Regions from separate parts of the Mus musculus genome. Here all the other regions are linked to region 2. Evidence: chromatin loops called from intact Hi-C (ENCODE). Cell type or tissue: left cerebral cortex. All regions are shown on one strand.

The links. Hi-C counts contacts between places; a loop is a spot of excess contacts. Peaks named below come from ENCODE experiments on the same cell type or tissue, not always from the same donor. Only the 100,000 strongest peaks of a DNase experiment are listed, where the experiment ranks them.
Region 1: it touches region 2 in a loop (1.9-fold over the local background); 5 of 42 quality-filtered maps call a loop at or near these places.
Region 3: a loop joins it to region 2, with 4 times the contacts of the local background. A loop is called at or near these places in 2 of 42 quality-filtered maps.

What each region holds. Positions count from the first base shown.
Region 1 is chr15:36,329,361-36,331,860 of GRCm38, forward strand. It overlaps Gm38600 (a long non-coding RNA gene), which reads left to right. Exons shown (of 5, transcript XR_875144.3): 4 at 802-887. It overlaps Gm33826 (a long non-coding RNA gene), which reads right to left and starts at 1,546. Exons shown (of 3, transcript XR_875139.2): 1 at 657-1,546. In left cerebral cortex, no CTCF peak of the experiment used is centred here; DNase peaks (open chromatin) are centred at 1,093 and 1,896; H3K27ac peaks cover 798 bases.
Region 2 is chr15:36,280,509-36,283,008 of GRCm38, forward strand. Rnf19a (ring finger protein 19A) reads right to left here. Exons shown (of 10, transcript NM_013923.2): 1 at 2,404-2,500. Among named protein-coding and RNA genes, the nearest start is that of Rnf19a, 1.4 kb to the right of the region's middle. In left cerebral cortex, no CTCF peak of the experiment used is centred here; DNase peaks (open chromatin) are centred at 1,529 and 2,163; H3K4me3 peaks cover 1,825 bases; H3K27ac peaks cover 1,192 bases.
Region 3 is chr15:36,416,545-36,419,044 of GRCm38, forward strand. No RefSeq gene overlaps it. Among named protein-coding and RNA genes, the nearest start is that of Gm34316, 39 kb to the right of the region's middle. In left cerebral cortex, no CTCF peak of the experiment used is centred here; a DNase peak (open chromatin) is centred at 1,070; H3K27ac peaks cover 947 bases.

The DNA of each region.
Region 1 (2,500 bases), 49 kb after region 2:
TTATAATTTTTTATATATTAAGTTACAGTTTATCCATCACAACTGTACAAACTGAAAACACACTTTTTCAAGATATTGATATAAATAAAGTTAAACTATTCTGTAAATTATACTTTTTTCTTGTTGCATTATTAAAAATAAAAATACAAATCTAGGGTACTGGAGAGATGGCTTAGAACTTGGGAATACTTTCTGCTCTTGCAAAGGACCACAGTTCAGTTTCCAACATCCATGTCCAGTAACTCACAACTACCTATAACCCCTACTCCAGAGAGTCCAACACCATCTTTTGGCAAAATGGTATGTGTTTCATGCCTATCACCCCAGCACTGGAGAGGCAGAAGCAAGAGGGCCCCATGAGGCCAGCTGGGGCCAGACAGCCCTAGACAAAGTCAGACCTTGCCTCAAAAATGGATAGATTGACAGGCATGTGACCGATATTTTAGAACATATATTCTCATGTGGTCCTGAAAGGTTTTCATAGATCAATTTCTATAAGATCAGTATAATCTCATCACCAAAAGACACATATCCTAAAATGGTTTTATAAACATGTCAGGTTGCGCCCAGGTTATTGAACTACTCTGTATATTCACCTGTCACAAGAGTGTATAAGCTGTGTCCCTCAGGTTCATCACTACCGGCTTTAAGCTCACCTCATGGTTACAGGTCATAGCATCACTGTGACTCAGGAGTAGGTGATGAGACAGCTCTTCTCTAGCACTTCTGAGCCCGGGACTATGGCAAGTGGCTCAGACCAAAGACGTTCCCAGATTTAATACGGTTTTTGTTCATTTTCAGCCATGGTTTGAGCTGCTCTGGTTTCATTCACGTAGAAGGAAAGGAATCCCGACGAACACATTTGGTGATGATAGTGGCCAGCAAATGTAAGTTCCATCAATGTTACTGCTGACCAAGGTAAGGGTCTCCCTATCTGTTTAAAGGCTGCTAAATATCTGACAAGTCAGGTTAGACACTCCTTTTGGAAGCTGCCTGCACGACATAGGATTTCAGCAGCATCTCTGAATCCTAGGCACCATCTGCCAGTAACACCCTCACTACCACGCTCCATTAAAACAACCAAAAATGTCTCTACTCACCCCCAGCTGAGAACCACTAACCTAAATAACTGGTATTTTCCCAAGATCTGCATGGAGCAAGGTGCAGGCATGTGTGAAGCACGCTGCCGCTCATGTCGGGCACTTGCCTGTGGCTGCTCTATCGTGATGAGCCAAAATACTTAGATGTGTGCAACAGCTGGGGACCAAAGTGTGAGAAACCAGTTCCCAAACCGCTAAAGAATGGGGCTGGGTGGTGGTGGTGGTAATAAACCAAAGATAGGGGAAAAGTCTTTTCATTTCATGCTTCTCTTTACTTCTTGAACTTTCACTATTTGTGTATGTTCATTATGCACATGAGCTATTTTCAAAAGCCTAGGAAGTAGTTAACTTTGTTTAACCCAACAGCTCTGAACCTACACAGTTCCATCACCTTCTGAAGAAGGTGCTATGGGAAGCACTGTCTATTCACCCTCTCTGAATCAATGCTACATAGTGTGCATACATACATCTCACTAAAACAAGGCAAGCAACAACAAAAGACGGCGAGAATGTCTCCATTCTTAGCCGAGAAAGCTGAGCCCCAGACTACTGAGTCTACTGAGTTGTCAAGGGTGGGTCTGTGAGTCCTGCCTGTGCCTTTTCTATGTGCCGATTCCGTACTCTATTTTCTCAGGCCTTCTGTTTCTGCACTGACCATTTTTTTCTGCTATTTTAAACACCCAAAGGGACATCTATCTTCCTGTGCCAGAAGTGATCAGTGGTTGATAAAAGTGCTATGGGCATGCCCTTTAACAAAGCTTTGTTGTGGAGATTTGAGTCTGATCTCTTCTACTACATTTTAGAACAGATTTGCCAGAAAGCTTGGCCTCGTTGCAGCCTGCTATTTTAATCTCAGCTGAAGAGATACAGATGCTGAAATGATTAAATTAAAATGAAATTCAGTCTTGAGAAAGTTGCATGTCTAAAGGAATAAAATGTACAATTTTTCATATACAGCTTCTCAATATTCCAGCCATTTGAGAGCCACTAGGGTGTCTTTGTTCCTAGGAATGAGAAGGACTTATTCATCTCTGCATTAACCCATCTCAGCTGCATATTCACTGCCCGCCCCCAAATTTGTGTAAGTTTTTAAGAGCTTGAGATACAAATGTCTTTTGTTGGAGAGCGGAAGGCACCAAGTGAGCCTAGTGCTACTAGTCTCCTCATCCAGTTGTCTCAGGGCACAGCCCACTGGACACTTCTTCAAAGCCTCTGGCAGCTAATGAGACTTCCCAGCTATTGGGCTGGTGGCATTTCTTGCTTTTAAGATCCTTGAAGCAACCAGTTAAGACGTGATAATGGATAATTCAATTGTTTTTTATTGTGCTTGTTTTGACTTTGTTCTATCAGGTCATTCCTTCAGCAGCTATTCTAGTTGTCCCCCCACCCCCATGTTCAGT
Region 2 (2,500 bases):
CTGTTGCTGTTTGCCATGGGGTCTAGCTAAATTGCTCAGTTAGCTTCTAACAATGTTCCCACTTCAATCTCTAGAGTAGCAAAATTACAAACAGATACTAACACAAAGAGGTGATTTGGGAATATATGTTTATTAGATGGTAAGGGCTGACTAAAAACTAAAGGATTTCTGTGCTATATCTAAGTGTTTAGGAAAAACCAAGACTTGTCATACAAATATACAAAATCCTTTTCAAAAGACAGGAAAGAAGAAAAAATAAAAATAAAAAGCTTGCCTCAAGCAAAGAGGGCAGAGGTACTAAGAAACTTGCCTAGCTTGTGCAAGACACACACACACACACACACACAAATGTCTGCCTAAAATTATGCATACATCTATAACTCATTAAAGTACAGTGGTGTCTCCAAGCTAGGCAAGGAGTACAGGTCTTTAATCCTATCAGGGGCAAGAACTCAGTGAGTTTAAGGCCAGCTTTGTATATATAGCAAGTTCTAAGCCAACTACCAGGTTATGTAGTGAAACCCTTTCTCAAAAAGGGGGGGGGGGGGAATTACTCCTGAGTACATTATACTCACAACTGCAAAAACATTGCTTGGACGCTGTGTTCATGGCAAGTCAAGTCCATTTACTTTCTACTTGGTGCTGAAGTATCTTCAAAAACACTTAAGTAGAAGATAATATGGCACTGTCATTTTGCCAGATTAAAAAAGGCACCAAAAATCCAACACATTGCCACAAATATTCAAAATGAAATTCTAACATTTGCTAGGCAACAGTACAATGAACAATTCTTTATATTAATTCTAATGTTCAACCAAGGCATCTCCAAGATGAGGTATTTCATGCAGCTATTTTAGTAATGAATAGGTTTGTTTCAACTTCTAAAATAATTCTGCAATTAAAAAAATTAACCTTACTGGGGTTCTAGAATGAGAATCGATGATATAATAAAAAAATACACTCAGGCTAGCTGCCATATGCATTCTTCTTCAGAAAGACACCTTGCAATGACATTAAAATCTTTCCATGGTCACATGAAATTTAAGCTTACACTGTATAATATATATATATATATATATATATATATATATATATATATATATCTTGCTTTTGTTTTGCATAATTTGGTTTAGTAAGTCCCAAGACTTAATACCAATTCTTTGTCCATGAAATTGTATGTACCAAGTAAAGAACATTTGAAAGTAAGGACATAGCCATTTTCTAAATATTTACATTTTAATTCAATACAGACAGCTCTGTGTTAAAGAAGCTTAAGCAAGCAAATATGGAAATGACTTGAATTACAAACAGAAGCACTAGGATGTGCAAAGAGACCGGTTTATAGCAAAACCGGAAAGGGAAAAAAAGACAAGTATCTCGTCACACTACATACAATGAAAAGGGTCAAGAAATTCTGGTTAAAATATTAAATAATCAAAGACTGCCAGGTACGCGTGCGTATACACAAACATACACAAAGTAGAATGAGGAAGATCAAAATATTTTGAAGGCACCAACCACGGAAAGGCCCGCTTTCATACCTCCCGTTTGCTATCATTTTACACCAGCCTTTATAGCCAACCCTAGGTTTGAAAATTGCAGCTGCATTTAAAGGCCGTCCTATCATTACCAACATTTTGCGACATTCTCAACCCTACACAAAGTAAAGCACCAGTCGTGTATTTCTATCTCCAAGGGCGCCAACAAGCAAAAATTAAACCTTTCTTTTTCCCATATATAGCCTTCACCATTCTCTTCCCTCTTTTATTTGCTGCCCTTGTCTCAGGATTAACGAACCTAAACCACTTCTTCCCATTAGTGGAAATGGAAAAAGAGAAGAGAGCGACAGTAGAGCGGAATCCCAGACCGAAGGAAAAACTGGCAATTCAAAGTGGTGGCCTCACTCGGGGTGAGGGCAGGGAAAACCCCAGACGTGGAGTCCGGAAGACCCCCGTTCATCCCCAGGCTATACGGCTTTCCGCGCCGGTGCCTGCTTGTGTGCGCGATCTCCGCTCCCGAAGGAGGCGGTCATCTCCCCGCCGCCCTCCCGGGCCCCAGGCGGCAGGCTTCGGGGGCGAAGTCCGCGGCGCCCAGTGTGCGGCGAGGCCCGGAAAGCGTCCCGTTAGAGGCGATTTCACCCGTCAGGAATGCGCTCCGCCCCCGCCGCCTCCCCACGGCGGCCGCCCTCGGGTCTCGTCCGCTCCGCCGCCCCGGAACGCTCGGGGCAGCGCCGTGGACAGTCACAACACCGACGGGGCCACAGGCCCGGCCCCCCACGCCCCGGCCCGCACCCCGGAGACGGCCGCAACGGTCTCCCGGCCCCAGACCGAGGCCTGAGCGGCGCCTTGAATCCCCATCCGTAGGGGAGCCGCCCGGCTCCCGCGGCTCCGGCGCCTGCCGTACCTCAGCTCCTCAGGGCGGCGGCGGCGCGGGGCGGCTGGCGAGCAGGCCCATCCCGCGGAGGCAGAAAGCGGAGGCAGAACGGAGGACGACTTTTCAG
Region 3 (2,500 bases), 140 kb after region 2:
CTCGCTAACACAGTGCCAAGAACATCGGTAACAAAGTTTAATTATTCATTGCTTCTCTTCTCCTTTAGCCTCATCTGAAGATTGCTTTATAATTGTAAAAATAGGCCTATCCGAGGAACGACACATTTCACGTTCTTCCTTTGGAACCTGAGTAGCTAAGGCAGCCTTTCTTCTCCAGACATATTCCCCTCATTCTCCTCTGTCCATATGCTGAGAGTTGGAACAACATTTTCTAGGAAGGAAAACGGCTACAGGAGTTTCCAGTGCCTGGGTCTCTTTGGAGTTGGACAGACCTGAATTCAAATTGTGTCATGGTTTGTATTTCCAACCTTCTCCTCCATAGTTGTGCAACCTTAAGCAAGTCACTTAACCCCCAAAGCCTTTGTTACTAGTTCATAGGGTGAAAAAAGGACGGTGACCGTCATGTGGGGTTAGGTTTAGGACTTAAGTTCAAGTTGAGTGTTCAGTCCAAAGTCAAATGCTCACGAAGCCCACGTGGTATGAAACCCATCAGACAGTCATCATCACCGTCCCCTGCTAAACCGCTAAGATGTGGGCTCCTCCATCTTCTGATGTTTAAAACTCACATAACTCAGAATGTGACCGTATTTGGAGATAACAACTTTCGGGGGTGGTCATGGTAACATGGGGTGTTTAGGGCTAGATCCTCATTTCCTGTAGCTGGCATCCCTATTAAACAAGATTGGGATATAGACACGTATGAAGGAAAACCGCAGGAAGACACTCGGAGAGCTGTGTCTAACCTCAAGATTAGGAGAAGGGCATCAAGGTTCTGATAAACTGAATGTGGACTTCCAAGCTCTGGAAATATAAAATATAAATTGTTGGTGTTTAAGCCACCTAGTCTGTGGTATTCTACTACAGCAGTCCTTAAAAAGAGAGTGTAAGGGACAGAAAGAGTTTATTTCTAAATTGCATGTTAAACACTGTAAGATAAGGAATGTTCCTGTAGGCTACTGCCTTTGGTCTGTTTCTACCAATTTCTTGCATGAGGAAAAAAAATAACTCTAAGCTGCATGTTCTGTTCTCTGTCCCTAAGCTGCCATCTGTGGGGTTTGGCGAGCAGGAGTGGAGCCTTAGATGGAATACAGACGAAAAGATCATGTGGTGGGTGGCATAGCTAACATGCCCCAGAGCTAATATCAACAGGCTAAGGACTTAGAGCCTGTCCTGTCAGTACCAGTTAGAGCACTGAGTAAGAGAGGCAGCCGTCAATCAGAGGGAGTTTATATTTAAATATCACAGCTAGAATATTTGTGCTTTCCTCCAGGCAGAGGTAAACATGCTTGTTCATTTAGTGTCACAGGAACAAAATCATTAAACACTAAACACATTAAACATTAAAGTCTATAGACTTTCTCTTCCTAACGCCAGACAGGGTCATGATTTCACTGAAGCGGGTATGGGGGTGACAGTTGCCACACAAATTGCAACTGACAGACCACTCCTAGGGACCTTTTCTTCTCGGCAATTTACACTGTCACTGTTGTCTACAAGGCCATTCTTCCTGGCTACTCAGTCACCCTTTGTGTAACTTTCCCTCATTTCAACTGTCCCTGGCTGGGCTGAGGGACAGGCAAGCTCTGGAAGCCACAGACAGGAGTCACTTTTTTCTTTTCTTCATTCAGTCCAGGCACATCAGTCCTGGAGACAAGGAACGAGCCCTCCCCTTCCTCTCACTTCCTCTGACATTTCTGCTGCCAACATGACGCCCTGACTTTTCCTTCTAGAATAAAATTCTGTATCTGTTGTCATTGGAGGGAACACAAAGACTGAAATCACTGAACAACCATCATAGAGGTTCTATTACCAGGGAAATGGGGTCCTCTCTTGAAGTTCTTAGTCTCATGATTAAAAGAATTTTAAATGTGGGCTATAAGTGGAGGCTTAAGGACAATTGGGTTAATTTAAAAGCAAAATCTCAGGGCAGGGATGTTATAAATCTTGACAGCTACTTGGAGGAGGAAAATGAAGAAAAGATGGAAAAAAGTCATAAGTTTGAGTTAAGTGGCATGGAGGTCAGCCACACAGCAAACAAGAAGGCCTATGGCACAGAGGGGAACCTTAGAGAAACTAAAAGTACCAAAAAATAAAACACACGTGGACTCTGACTGGCAACTGAAAAACAGATGGAAAAGAAAAAGGAATAGGGACAGAAAGGTGGGCAGACCCAACAGAATTGCACAGCAGCTTGTAGATACTTCGGGAGCAGAGGGGATTCTGGGAAAGAGAAGTATATTATCTTATTGAAAGAACAGTTATTCCTACCAACTCTTTAGCATGGTTTAAGATGGGCCCATCTTCCTGGGTGGCAGTAAAGGTAATTGACCTGTCCAACTGGATTAACTTTTACTGCAAAAGACAATGGCTTCTCTCCACCTGAAGGTGGATTCCATTCCTTACTATGACCACTCCCTACTGAAAAGGTAAACCTAAAATCATTTAAGAGATGGGGTGAAATTGGAACTTAATAGAACTC